Linked DNA regions of Homo sapiens: regions 2 and 3 are each linked to region 1. Evidence: chromatin contacts called from ENCODE Hi-C or POLR2A ChIA-PET data. All regions are on one chromosome and are shown on one strand. The core of a region is the stretch at or near the end of the contact, and the rest is flanking DNA. Distances in the headings are between cores, read along the strand shown. Region 1 holds the start of ZNF684 (zinc finger protein 684). Region 2 overlaps KCNQ4 (potassium voltage-gated channel subfamily Q member 4). Region 3 overlaps RLF (RLF zinc finger).

The links. A loop is a pair of places that touch in the nucleus more often than their neighbours do. ChIA-PET counts read pairs that join two places held with the same protein, here RNA polymerase II (POLR2A). Pooled maps may share reads with other maps.
Region 2: a loop to region 1 is called in a pooled map, with 4 times the contacts of the local background. The contact joins the enhancer-like site here to the promoter of ZNF684 in region 1. A Hi-C loop is called at or near these places in 1 of 168 maps with a recorded cell type or tissue (naive thymus-derived CD4-positive, alpha-beta T cell) and 7 of 50 pooled maps. POLR2A ChIA-PET finds 5 or more read pairs at or near these places in 1 of 52 experiments (K562).
Region 3: a map with no recorded cell type shows a loop between it and region 1 (4-fold over the local background). The contact joins the enhancer-like site here to the promoter of ZNF684 in region 1. A Hi-C loop is called at or near these places in 1 of 37 single-sample maps with no recorded cell type and 2 of 50 pooled maps. POLR2A ChIA-PET finds 5 or more read pairs at or near these places in 2 of 52 experiments (T-cell and WTC11).

The regions. Positions count from the first base shown.
Region 1 is chr1:40,528,364-40,532,921 of GRCh38, reverse strand. ZNF684 (zinc finger protein 684) reads right to left here and starts at 1,285. Exons shown (of 5, transcript NM_152373.4): 1 at 1,135-1,285. It overlaps LOC124904149 (a long non-coding RNA gene), which reads left to right and starts at 1,376. Exons shown (of 2, transcript XR_007066022.1): 1 at 1,376-1,434; 2 at 1,567-2,344. RefSeq lists an enhancer at 1,191-1,485.
Region 2 is chr1:40,793,090-40,797,788 of GRCh38, reverse strand. The region is part of intron 1 of KCNQ4 (potassium voltage-gated channel subfamily Q member 4); the gene reads right to left. Among named protein-coding and RNA genes, the nearest start is that of KCNQ4, 12 kb to the right of the region's middle. Within about 2 kb of position 1,733, at least 9 of the 41 ENCODE cell types and tissues checked have a DNase peak (open chromatin) inside an H3K27ac peak, as active enhancers do.
Region 3 is chr1:40,229,270-40,234,220 of GRCh38, reverse strand. RLF (RLF zinc finger) reads right to left here. Exons shown (of 8, transcript NM_012421.4): 7 at 2,563-2,704. Among named protein-coding and RNA genes, the nearest start is that of TMCO2, 16 kb to the left of the region's middle. Within about 2 kb of position 1,645, at least 2 of the 41 ENCODE cell types and tissues checked have a DNase peak (open chromatin) inside an H3K27ac peak, as active enhancers do.

The sequences.
Region 1 (4,558 bases), core at 36-2,535:
GATGTTATATGTTTCTGTCCTACTGATCTAGCACCAAGTGGTTCCTCTTGAAACAGTTATTTTTTTTCCTCCCAGAAATTTATCCTGAAGAAATAATGAATGAGTTGACTCACTTAAAAGCTTGGTCTCTGAAGCTCCGTAAGTCTAAAAATGATTCCTTCCTGTGATTCTCTGGTTTCTACTCTGACGCTGGGATAAGAGATTGCAAATTAGGTTGGGCTTTCTTGAGAAGGCTGGATTCAGGGACCCAGGAACACTTTTTTTTATTTTTTTTTTGTTAAGCTGGATCCTTCAGTTTAAACTCCAAATGTTTCTCTCTGTAGAAACTCGCCATCTCCTATGAGCTTAGAACTGCTGGGGCTCTAGAAAGGGTATAATGGGCAAACCGGGGACTCACATCTTCATTTACACAGTCTGCACTGGAAGATCTGCAGATACACCAAGAGACTCTACAAAATGACTACAAATCGAAATTTACTCAGCATTCATTGCTCAAACATTTCAGGAGAATAAACCCAACTCTGTTTTATGCAGGAATGCTATACTGTAAAAAAAAAAAAAAAGAAATTTGGAGAAAATGTATCTGAGTTTGAATCTCAGTTCTTCCACTTACTAAGCTGTGTGAGTCCAGGCAAGTAATTTCACCTTTCAGCTTCAGTTAACTCATATGCAAAATGGTAATAGCATTTACTTCAAATGATTGCTGAGAATACCCTTCTAATCCATAGCAGTTTCTCAAGAATGCTTTCTTCCTGGATCCCTTGAAATAGCTTACAGTTTCCACTGGATCCCTTGACACGGCTTAAAATTGTCGCAGGCTCCAGTCGGGCCAACTATGCTCTTGGAACCAGGAAAGGTACAGTTAGATGAACAGACTCCTACATAGTGACCTTGACCTACAAGAGCAGGAATGCAAATTGAGCCTCTCCCAGTCCCACCAGAGCCCTGGACATCTACCCAGTGCCAGTCGGAGCCCAACTCTTGCTTTCTCTCAGCTACTCGAGTTGAACAGGACCCACATATCCAAACCTGAAGTCACTGCGCTTGGAGACTAAAGTTTTATCTTCGGTAGGGTAAACCTAGAAGCCAGTCCCCGCCTTTCTCTTACGTCCTCCGAGTCCAGCAAAGCCATACCTGCCACCCTTTCACTGCCTCGCTCGCAGCTCCGGCTCCAAGCCTGGGATCAGTCACAGCGTCGTCCAGAGACAGGGGAGCAACACCCGCCCGCACTTCCCGCGGCGCTGATTTGAAGATTGAATACCGGCTACCGTCCTACTACGCGTGTGCGGAAGTAACTGTCCACCTAGAGTTCCTGGACTCCTCCCGGGTGTAGGCCATCCGTCGGAGACCACATTTCCCATAAGGCCAGTGGAGCTCGTTTCCGGAAGACGTCAGACGCTGCTTCCTCTTGGGGGGTGGTGCGGAGATTCCCGGGTTGGTATCTCTATTGCTAGCCTGAGAGCCACGCTTTTTAAGTCGTTTTCATTTAAAAGGATACACAGCATTTTTAAATACTGGAAAGTAAAATCGGCGGTATGCTAAAAACAATTTGCTCTTACTCAGCAGGGTTTCTTCTAGCAATGCACCAGGTTAAGTCGGAGAGGTGAAGAGGATCCAACAAAGAAGACTGAGAAGGAATAATCCATGAAGTAGATGGAAAAGTAGGAGAGTTTAGATCTGCAAAACCAAGGGAAGGAAGTGTTTCAAGAAGGGAGTGACCCATTGTCTCAAATGTTGCTCATAGGTCAAGTAAAATGAGAATTAAGAATGGGCCACTGTAGCAATGGTCACCAGTGATGTTGAAACGCCATTTTGGCAGTGGTGGAAGTTTGATAAAGTCTGATGAAAATTTGATAGGAGTTGGAGGGAAGGATGGGAGGAGAGGAAATGGAGAAAGCAAATATACGCAATACTTTTAAGAAGTTTTGTTTTTAAGGTGAGCAGAAAAATAAGGCTATCATGGGATAGGGATTTTGTTAATCTTTTGTTGTTGCGTTTTTCCACGTTCTAATTTTTTTTTTTTTTTTAATTCAAAGATGGGGCTGAGTGTGGTGGCTTATGCCTGTAATCCTAACATTTCAGGAGGCCAAAGTGGGAGGATTGGTTGAGCCCAGGAGTCTGAAACTGCCTAGGCAACATAGTGAGACCCTCATCTCTACAAAAAATAAAAAACTAGCCTGGCATGGCACCCGCCTGAAGTCCCAACTACTTGAGAGGCTGAGATGGGAGGATCGCTTGAGCCCAGACAGTAGAGACTGCAGTGAGCCGTGATCCCGCCACTGCACTGCAGCATGGGCGACAGAGCTAGTCTCTGTCTCAAAAAAATAAAATAAAAAAGATGGAAGAAATTATAGTAAGTTTATGTACTAATTAAAAGGATCTAGGCTGGGCGCAGTGGCTCACGCCTGTAATCCCAGCACTTTGGGAAGCTTAGGTGGGCAGATCACCTGAGGTCAGGAGTTGGAGACCAGCCTGGCCAACGTGGTGAAACCCCGTCTCTACTAAAAATACAAAAATTAGCCGGGCGTGGTGGCAGACGCCTGTAAACCCAGCTACCTGGGAGGCTGAGGCGGGAGAATCACTTGAACCCGGGAGGCAGAGGTTGCAGTGAGCCGAGATCACACCACTGCACTCCAGCCTGGGCGACAGAGCGAGGCTCTGTCTCAAATAAATGAATTAGTTAATAAAATAAAACAAAAGATCCAGTAGAGGCGGGAAATACACAATTCAGGATAGACAGGCTAGTTACTCGGAGGAATGTCCTTGAGAAGAGAAGGGATGGAATCCAGTACACAATCACAGGGATCATTCTAAGTAAGAGTATGGATAATTCATCTCCATTGAAATAAAAGGGGAGGCAGAGTTTATAAGTACAGATCCAAACAGGTGGACAAATATGGTGGTAGGAGAAAGAGGATGCCCTGTTCTGAGTGCTTCTATTTTCCCAGTGAAATAGGAAGCTGAAATGAAGATAGGGGGAAAGTATTTTAGACTTGACAGAAAAGATGAATACCGTATTATGATGATTTTGAAACATGATTTTTTCATATTTTAACATCTGTGAAATTGCTGTCTTACAAGTGATGGCATTCCATAGTTTAATCAGGAGCATTGTTTTTTATTAGTATATAAAATAATAATACAACTTATAATCAATGGCATCTGAGATTCGATAAAGTATGATTTATGAATGTGAGCAAGTGAATAGATTAAGGAAATGTAGTACTATTGCCTGGCACCATTAAGAACTGGCTTGATATTAGTAGCCATTATCGCTTCTCAGCCTTTTGGCTAAGATCAAGTGATATTAGTACCCACTGACTTTACTAGCATTTTCTATGCAATAAACACATCTCTCTCTCTCTGCCTCCCCTCCCGTCCCCTCCCCTCCCCTCTCCTCTCCTCTCTCTCAACAGAAAGGACATATATTAAAGACATGGGTAGTAGAATAAATTCATTACATCTTAATATCTAAAGTATTTTGGACCAAATTACTTATGTATTTTTATTAGAAACAGTATGTATTTTGTGCAACCCAAAAATTAGGCATTTAATTTTACAAAACATTTCATTATGGTAATTTTAAACTATGCAATAGTAGAAAGAATAGTGGTGAACTTCCATGTATCCATCCCCCAACTCCAATAATTATCAACTCAGGGCCAATTCTGTTTCATCTCTACCCCCAACCCCATTGCATAGTATTTTGAAGCAAATCCCAGAGCATATAATTTCACCAATAAAAATAAAGACTTAAAAAACCATATTATTATCACATCTAAAATATTAACAATATTTCCTTAACATCATCAAACATTGAGTCATTGTTCAAATTATCAATTTTCTCATAATTGCAATTTCTTTTAGAGTTTTTAAAAAATTAAGTACAAACGTTGGGCACAGTGGCTCATGCCTGTAACCACATCACTTTGGGAGGCTGAAGAAGAGGGAGGATTGCTTGAGGCCAAGAGTTTGAGGCTGCAGTCAGCTATGATCATACCACAACTTTAGAGGTTGTAAAAAAGGGACACTCTAATTCTATCATTCCTTTGTCATTTAGCAGCTGGATTATTCCTATAAAGAGGAACTTCATATCATGTACTATGTAGTTATTCAGGTATACAGTTCACATAGGAATGTCAGGAAAAAAATTTATTTACCAGTTTTCAACTTAACATCCCAATTATCTCTTAAACATGACCAATTTTTGAGCATCATTATGAACTCATAGATTTAAACATGTTTGATGTGCTTCAATCTATTGCTATTGTTATCCCTACTGATATTCAAACTGTCACATCTTTGGCCATTGGGAGCCTCTTTAAGTTGGCTCTTGAGAGTCCTCTTCTTTTGGAATGATCCTATTAGTCTTCAATAGCTTGTTATCTATATGACAAGGTGCTTCAGGTTTCTCTTGTTCATTTCCTGACCCAGACCTTAAATCAGCCATTTCTCCAAGGAACCTGGCTCTTTTTAATGGGAGATGGTATTTCAAGACCTTGATCAGGCATCTGGTGGTGTTCACTGCTCCTGGGTTGGTTAGACATTGACTTTGAAG
Region 2 (4,699 bases), core at 484-2,983, 260 kb before region 1:
CCTAGGGCTCCGGGTCAGGTTGAGCCAGGCCCTGAGCAGGGTTGGTCAATAGCTCTGGAGGAGGCACTCAGGAGGCTGGACCCTGGGGGGAAGGTAAAGGAAAAAGGGGGACAAGTTGGTAGCATCCCCAGGGCTCCTTGCCAGAGTCCTTACCCCTCCAGCATCCTCCTCGCCAGTCCCAGAAAGGAGTTTCTAAAACACGAATCTGCCATGTTACTCCTGACATCACTTCCTTCCCATCACCCTCTCAGGAAGCTGCAGCTCCCCAGCCCGGTGTCCTCACTGCCGAGCCTGGCCCTGTTGCATCCCAGCCTCTTCTCCAGATACCTCTTGCCTCCTCTAGGATCCCGCTCTTCTGACTTCTTGCTGTTCTTTGCAAATGCCCTGTTCAGCCTCACTTCTGGGTCTCTGCCTGTGCTATTCTCTCTGCCTGAAACACTGTTCCTTGCTCCTTTTCACCTAGCTAACTCCTACTTCTACTCATCTTTCAGTCTCAACTTAAGCCTCTTCCTCTGGGAAGCCTTCCCAGCCATGCCCAGATTGGGGCAGGGCTTGGCCCTCTGTGCTGGGCTCCCACTGGACTCCGTGCTGCCTGGACAGTGGCACTTATCACCCTGCCTGGTAACTGCCAGCTTCCCAGCCCATCTCCCCCAGGGAGCAGAGGAAGGTCTGATTCATTGCTCTGTCCCCAGAGTCTGGCACAGGGCCTGGCCCGGGGAGACTGGCATAAGCAGCTGAACTTCATTTAGAAGTGAAGGTTTCTCAAATGAAAGGGCGAGAGAGGGAAGGAATGAGTCCCCAGGGTAGAATCGGGGTGGGAGCAGGACCTTGAACTGTATTTATTTATTTATTTATTTATTTATTTATTTATTTGATGGAGTCTCACTCTGTCATCCAGGCTGGAGTGCAGTGGCACGATCTCGGCTCACTGCAACCTCTACCTCCCGGGTTTAAGCGATTCTGATGCCTCAACCTCCCAAGTAGCTGGGACTATAGGTGCGCACCATCACACCCAGATAATTTTTTGTATTTTCAGTAGAGACGGGGTTTCACCATGTTGGCCAGGCTAGTCTCGAACTCCTGACCTCAGGTGGTCTGCCTGCCTCTGCCTCCCAAAGTGCTGGGATTACAGGCGTGAGCCACAGCGCCCGGCCCAGGACCTTGAACTTTAAGGCTCAACTTCTCCTAATATCACCCCCCATTAGAAGCAGGCAGACATAGTCCGGGTGAGTTAGGTGGGTAAGATCACAGCCTATAGAGCTAGACTCTTGTGGTTAGAATCCTGGCCCTGCTACATGTACCCAGGCAAGTCACGTAACCTCTTTGTGCCTCAACTTCCTCATCTGAAAAGTAGGCATAATAACAGTACCTACCTCATAGTGTCATTGAGAGGAAAAAGTGATAGAAGGCGTGGCAAGCTCTCAGAGCAGCATCTGGTCCACGGTAAGCACTCAGTAAGGTCCTGCTAGTATTATCTTTGTTATTATTGAGAGCCAGAGCAGAGAGGGAGGCTGAGACTCAGAGAGGGAGGTGACTGCTAGAAGCTAGCCAGCAGGATCGTGTCTCTTGCCTTCCGACCCCAACCCGGTGCCCCTGATGTGCACTGATTACCCCCTCGGCCCCCCACCACAGTCCTGCAAACCGTTCCCACCCTCTCATGTCACAGAATCGTTGCACACTCGGCCTCTCCAGGCACTCAGTTGTCTGAGCTGAGCCCAGAAAACTCCCGTCCTCTTGGGCATTCACCACTTCCTGGCTGTGTGACAAGGGCAGTGTTTCACCTTTAAGCTTCAGTGTCATCTTCCATCCAATGGGGATAATGATAGGACCTACCTCATAGGGCTCTTGGAAGGATTAAATGAAGCAGTGTGAAAAATATTTAGCACAATACCTGGTAGAGATTAGACTATGAATCTTATTACTCAGTGACAAAGTCTGTGCTTAGAACTCTAGCCTGGCTCCAGCTTCGTGCATTCTTTTCCTAGAGTTCCCCAGGTCTCCAGCCTGGGCATCTCTGAGCTGTCCTCCAGGGGAGCCTGAGGACAGGAATTGCTAGTGTGGCCACCCTGCTTTTACAGGGCCTGTGTCATTCCACCTGCCCCGCTCCCCCATATGTCTCTTCCTCAGGGCTCAAAGCAGTGCAAGTGAAAAGTGAAAGTGAGATGAGGGGCCCAGGACCCTAGAGAAGTGGGATCCTCTGATGGCAAGATAAGAACAGTAAAACCAGGGCTGGGTGCAGTGGCTCATGTCCGTAATCTCAGCACTTTGGGAGGCCAGGGTGGGAAAATTGCTTGAGCACAGGAATTCGAAACCAGCCTGGGCAACATAACAAGATCCCCTCTCTACAAAAAATTTAAAAATTAGCCTAGCGCCGTGACGTGCACCTGCGGTCTCAGCTACATGAAAGGCTGAGGCAGGAGGATCGCTTGAGCCCAGGAGTTCAAGGCTGCAGTGAACCATGATCACACCACTGCCTTCCAGCCTGGGTGAAAGAGTAAGACTCTGTCTCAAAAGGAAAAAAAAAAAAAAAAAAGGTAAAACCACCACAACCCCCCTGTTCTTCACAGCACTTTGCAGTTTACCAAGCACTTGCTATAGGAAGCAGCCCCGTGAGGTGAGCAGGGACAGATGGCAATTGTCATTCTATGTATAAGGAAGCTGGTGCCTCAGAGAGGTTGGGTCACCTGCCTGGCATCACACAGCCTCCAGGAAGCAGAGGCAGGAGCTGAGCCCAAGCCTGCTGCCTCCCGGTCCAGTGCTCCTTTAACTGAGGGGTGAGCCCTTGATTCTGGCTGATCTGCCCCCCACCCCCCCACCCGCCCAACCCAATCTTAGGAAAGAGCCTTGGGTTGGTCCTCACTGCAAAGTGCGGGACCTGAGGCTCCTCTGTCCCCTGATCCCTCTGTCCCTACCAGACCCCTCCCTCTTCTGGCTCCACAGCTCAGTGGGGAGGAGCCGGGATGGCGCCCAGACTCAGGGATTTCACGCACCACCGGTAAAATTTCCAAAAACACTTTGGGGACTGCATAAGGTTGTCAACTTTTTATTTTGCCAAGCAAGGACATTTTTTTCCCAGCCCATCATTTCATAAAAGAAAGGACATCATCTCATACTAAAAGACAGTCCTTTAAGTGGAATAAATTTAGCTTTATGAAAGAGTCGCCACCCCGTCCTTATTCTCCTCAGTTTTGCCTTAGGCCACTGGAAACTGCCTTGGGTCAGCTGGCGAGGCTGAGAACCATTTAGAGCTCGGGCTTGGCCCTGATGCCGACATGGGTTTGAGTCTTGACTCGACCACAGACAAGCTGTGTAACTTAGTATGTGGTGTTTCTCTTCTTTGAGCCCCAGTTTCTTGTCTGCAAAATGGGAACAATAATAGTGCCTGCTACCTAGCGGGTACTGGAAAAAATAGATGACCTCACGTCTGCACAGCACTCACTCAGAAAGAGTCAAACCCTGGTTCCCATCCAGTGTCCCCACCCTGGCCTGTCACCGTGTATGGCTCCCCACTGCCCACAGGGTAAGGCCCACCTCCACAGCCTGTCAATCAAGGCCCTGTGCTCTGCAGGTCTTGGGGCAAAGGAGTGAGGGGAAGGAAGTCCCATCTCAAGGCCTTTGCTCTGCTGTTCCCTTCACCTGGAGCTCACTCGGGATAAAAATCATGAACACCCACAGCTCAGTGCTCCACACAGAGGGCTGAGGGGTCTTTTCTCCACTTCTCTCTAGTTGGCAAAACCCTTCTCATCCTTACTACTTGGCCCCAATGCCACCTTCATCAAACATTCACTCATTGCTGACCATGTGCCAAGAATTGTGTTCAACCCCCACACACCCAGTTCTCATAGTCCCATGCAGAAAAGCAAAAAACGCACAGGGCTGGGTGAACAGAACTCTGGGGGCACTGAAGGGCCCTCAGTTGAGCCTGGGGGTAATGGGGATAGGGAGTGCTTCCAAGAAGAGGTGGTGCTCAAACTGGGAGTTGAAGGATGAATAGGAGTTAGCTAGATGATGCAGTGGGCAGAAGAGGGGAGGGAGTTGCAGGCAGAAGGAAAAGCACAGAAGCACTAAACAGCGCAATGCTTTGGGACACTGTAAGTCATTTCTTAGGTGAGAGCAAAGGATGCTTGTGTGGAGGGCATTTCTGACTTGGGCACTGGGGATCGGGGAGTCACTGTCACATGGATTGAGGAAGGAGGGCAGGTTTGGAGGGAGATGCTGAGTTTGAGATGCCCAGGGAATGAGGAGGAGAGGTGTCAGCAGGCAGGAAGCGCAGGGATGAAACTGCAGAGCGGAGGCTGTCATCATAGGGGTGACCCCTGATGTCGTAGGAGTGCATGAGACCACCCCCTGAAACTATGTACTGTGAAGAGGACTTGAGACAAAGCCCCAACATTCAAGGGGCAGAAAGAGGAGGCAGAGCTGCTTGCTGATAGAACCAAGAGAGAAAAGCCACAGAGGCAGGTTTGAGGAAAGCCAGGGGGGTTGCATTCAAGAAGGAAGGGCCCAGCAGGCAGCCATGGTGGCTCCCGAGGCCACCGTGGGAGGATCGCTGGAGCCAGGAGTTGGAGATCAGCCTGGACAACATAGCAAGACCCTGTCTCCACAGAAAAATTTAAAAACTAGCTGGGTGTCTTGGTGTGCGCCTGTAGTCCCAGCTCCTTAGGAGGGTGAGGTGGAAGGATCACTTGAGCCCAGGAGG
Region 3 (4,951 bases), core at 396-2,895, 300 kb after region 1:
CCCAGCACTTTGGGAGGCCGAGGCAGGCACATCACTTGAGGCATGGAGTTTAAGACCAGCAGGGCCAACATGGCAAAACCCCATTTCTAATAAAAATACAAAAAATTAGCCAGGCATGGTGATGCAGGCCCAAAGCCCCAGCTACTTGGGAGGCTGAGGCATCAGAATCCCTTGAACCTGGGAAGCGGAGGTTGCAGTGAGCTGAGATCACGCCACTGCATGCCAGCCTGGGCAACAGAGTGAGACTCCGTCTCAAAAAAAAGAAGATATTTGGCCTGAAGAGTAGAAGAGATGTGGACTGGTAGGTGAAAAGGGAGTGAGTGAGTGTAGAATCCCTTGCAAACTGAGACTCCAACTTTTTTTTCTTTAAAACTAGTCAAGTGTAATAGTGAGAAGGGGGAAAGAGTAGAACAGAGTTCAGTCTGTAACTGACTGTGAACAATCAATTGAGATAACTCCCTACCTTTCAGACGAGCTGAGACTCTAGCTTTTTTGAAAGAGAGGCATTACCTAGCCTGTATCAGCTAGGATCTGGTTCTGTTGTGAGTGGCAGACTTCCCACAACAGTAGTGGCCTAAAGAATATAGAAGTTTCTCCCTCTCATTTGGAATGTAGTCCAAGTAAAACAGGCCATGTTGCTTTAGTGGCTCCACAGGACTAGACCATGGGTCTCTTGACTTATTAGGATGATGTGATAGAAGTTTATCATTTGTAAGTAAGAGCAGAGAGGACTTGGGGAAAGTCAGCTAAATTTTAAAATAATTCAGTTTCTCAACAAGTTACTAACTCCTTTTGGAAGACTGTGAGGTGGACAGCAAAGAATGGCCATTCTTTCTTAAACAGCCTAATCTGGCTGGGATGGTAACATTTGAAAAATCACTAACAACATTTTTCAAAGAAAAGTAACCAGAAATACTATTATATATTCTGAACAGATATGCCAAAAAGTTACTGAAAGGAGTAGTGAATAAATGTGAATCAGGATATGCAATGTGGAGCTGAATTTTGAAGAAATTGGTGGGTCTTAAACTAGGAAGGTGAGGGATCAAGAGTGACTTGGCATACTGTTGCAAGCGCACATAGGATATAGCCAAGTCATTCAATCTTTGCTTTTTTTTTTTTTTTTGAGACAGAGTCTCACTCTGTCGCCCAGGCTGGAGTGCAATGGTGTGATCTCGGCTCACTGCCACCTCTGCCTCCCAAGTTCAAGCAGGTGGGGCAGCTTACACCTATAATCCCAGCACTTTGGAAGGCTGAGGTGGGAGAATTGCTTGAGGCCAGGAGTTCAGAACCAGTCTGGGCAACAAAGCAAGACCCTGTATCTACCACTGCTCCCCGCCAAAAAAGAAAAAGCCAGGTATAGTGGCACACGCCTGCAATCTCAGCTACTCTGGAGGCTGAGACGGGAGGATTGCTTGAGCCAAGGAGTTTGAAGCTGTAATGAGCTATGATCGCACCACTGCACTACAGCCTGGGTGACAGAGCGAGACCTGTCTCAACCAAAAACTGAAAACTAAAGTCAGAGATGGAGGATGTCAGGTTTCAAGCACCAACTTGTTGCACCCTTGCTGCTTGAAAACAGAGGTAAAGACTGAGTGTAGCTTCTAGCACCTGAGAACAGACCCTGATTGGCAGCCAGCCAGAAAACAGAAACCTTAGTCCTACAACCACAGGAACTGAAACCTGTCGATAAGAATAAGCTTTGAAGTGGATTTTCCACAGAGCCTCTGATAGAACTTAGCCTGGCAAACTACATTTTAGCCAATATGATAATCTTAGAAGAGAATCCTGCCACATTGTGCTGGATTTCTGATTTACAAAACTGAACTGATAAAAACGGACATTGTTTTAAGTATTAATTTTTGTGATGTTATTCAACAATAGAAAATTAGTACCTTTATTAAAGATTTAAACAAAACAAAATGTTCTAATGGCCAATTATAAAGTAATTGTTTAAACAGGCAAGTTCTATAGTTACCTTGAAATGTTCTTTTTTTTTTTTTTAAAAAAAAAAAGACCAAGTCTCACTCTGTCACCTAGGCTGGAGTGCAGCAGTGCAATCTTGGCTCACCACAACCTCCGCCTTCCCTGTTCAAGCGATTCTCCTGCCTCAGCCTCCAAAGTAGCTGGGATTACAGGCGCCCGCCACCATGCCCGGCTAATTTTTGTATTTTTAGTAGAGACGGGGTTTCACCAGGTTGGCCAGGCTGGTCTCGAACTCCTGAGCTCAAGTAATCCACCCGCCTTGGCCTCCCAAAGTGCTGGGATTACAGGCTTGAGCCACCGTGCCTGGCCTCTTAAAATGTTCTTAACGTGACAGGAGACACAACTTCATTCACAGTAATTAGAAATAAATATCACCTAACTTGTTTGACCATCAATTTGTTTCTGATTAATTATAGGAAGTCAATCTGGAGAAACAGTCAGATGTGGTCAATTCCATTAATCTTATTAAAACTCATTATTTCTTATCTTCCTTTAAAGGGAATTTCCTGAGAAGTTATCTTCCCACTCATTTCTTTCCTCCAGCTACAGTTAGCAGAGAAGGCATAAAGTACTCACTTCAGTTTGTATAACTCTAATGAGGCAAAATAAATGCTGCTGCGTTTTAGCTATGACACCAAACTGACGACAGCGCTCCAAAAAAGTATCTAAAGAAGGGTCAATTCTTCTTTGCAGTTTACTCCAAAAAAGAGTCAGTTCCCTATAAAAAAAGAAGATCATGGTAAAACATTTAAAGTAACTGGTATTTGCTGCCCTGCCCCCGGCAACCCAATTTTTTGATCTGTAGAAAGCTGACAGTAGAGAAAACAAAAACTAGATTAAAAGCTGTCTATATTCACCACTGCTTTCTCCCAAACTGATAAAATTGTTAAGAATCCTCCGTAACAATTCCCTGACTTCTCTCTTGTGTTTAGGGGGAAAAATAAAAACAAAACACTACCTCCTTAACAGTGGCATTTAAAAAAAACTTATTTAGATCCCATGTTGTTCTAAAAGGTTTTATCCTTCACACTGGTGATTAATATACTGATTGAATTAAGCCCTGTCCTAATGGGCAGAAATAATCAGCCATCACTAAATTAACAACGAAATATATATACAACAAAGACACTCTAATGGTACACTTCTATACAGTGATCTTAAAGGGCCCTTTCCAGATCTAAAATGTCAGGATGCTACTTAGAGCCTGTAGTTTGGAATGGTTAAATACTTCCAGTGAAATAAGTAAAATGGCACTTTTTGGAAATGGCTAAAATACAGGAATCTCACAAAGATTCATTATGGAAACAAAAGGAAAGCTTGAAAATAATAAATTAAACAAAAACATTTAATGGGTAAAACACTCACGCAAAAAAGCATTAGAAACTCAACAATGCCAAGGATAGAAATGCTAATGAGAGAATGTAAAATGTGAATGCAAGGAAAGCTAATAGTGAAACTAAAAAGAATGTTATCACTTCTAATAGCAAAACTAAAAAGAGGCCGGGCATGGCGGGTGGCTCATGCCTGTAATCCTAGCATTTTGGGAGGTGAAGGGGGGCAGATCACTTGAGGTCAGGAGTTCGAAACCAGGCTGGCCAACATGGTGAAACCTCATCTCTACTACAAATATAAAACTTAGCTGAGTGTGGTGGTGGATGCCTGTAATCCCAGCTACTTGGGAGGCTGAGAACAGGAGAATCGCTTGAACCTGGGAGGTGGAGGTTGCAGTGAGCTGAGATAGCGCCACTGCACTCCAGCCTAGGCGACAGAGCAAGACTCCATCTCAAAAAAACAAAACAAACAAACAAAAAAAACACTAAACTAAAAAGAATGCTATCACTTAATACATGTGGCTCTTTTAAGTAAATCAATGGATACTGATTAAATAATTTTCATTTAAAAATCTGTACTTTTTCATAAGCCAATTTAAAAACACTGATATCCTATATTGCTATTAACACAGACTGTCTCCCAGAAAGTTGGCTACAAATCCAAAGCTTAAGAAATGAAAACATGTAATTTAAAGTAAATATATTTAACGGAATTTATTTTCTTATATTTCTAAAGAGGGAACTGGGGCTCTTGTAAGGTGATTTTCTTTTCTTCTTTTTTTTTTTTTTGAGACGGAGCTTTGCTCTTGTTGCCCAGGCTGGAGTGCAATGGCACCATCTTGGCTCACCGCAACCTCCACCTCCCAGGTTTAAGCAATGCTCCTGCCTCAGCCTCCCAAGTAGCTGGGATTACAGGCATGTGCCACCACGCCTGGATAATTTTGTATTTTTAGTAGAGATGGGGTTTCTCCATGTTGGTCAGGCTGGTCTCTAACTCCCAACCTCAGGTGATCTGCCTGCCTCGGCCTCCCAGAGTTCTGGGATTACAGGCATGAGCCACCGTGCCCGGCATAAGGTGAAATTTTTAAGTAGTTATAAAACTCGCTTCAAAGATTGAAATGAATATATGGTGTCTCAAAAGATAAATGACTGGCCGGGCGTGGTGTCTCATGGCTGTAATCACAGCACTTTGGGAGGCCAAGGCAGGTGGATCACAAGGTCAGGAGTTCGAGACCAGCCTGGCCAACATGGTGAAACCCCGTCTCTACTAAAAATACAAAAATTAGCTGGGTGTGGTGGTGCATGCCTGTAATCCTAGCTACTCAGGAGGCTGAGGCAGGAGAATTGCTTGAACCCGGGAGGTGGAGGTTGCGGTAAGCCGAGATTGCACCACTGCGCTCCAGCCTGGGTGACACAGCAAGACTCTGTCTCAAAAAAAAAAAAAAAAAAAAAAAAGATAAATGAATAAAGCTTAACAGGATGGCAAATTTGAGCTATAACCAATATAATTAATTTAAAATGCCTTTAAATATTTGCCTTTATTTGGCTAGTGCTACTTTCCTAACCACAAGAAGTGAAAATTGAGATAGGCCAGCTGTGAAAATAGCCACCAACCAGGCAAGCTGGGATAACTG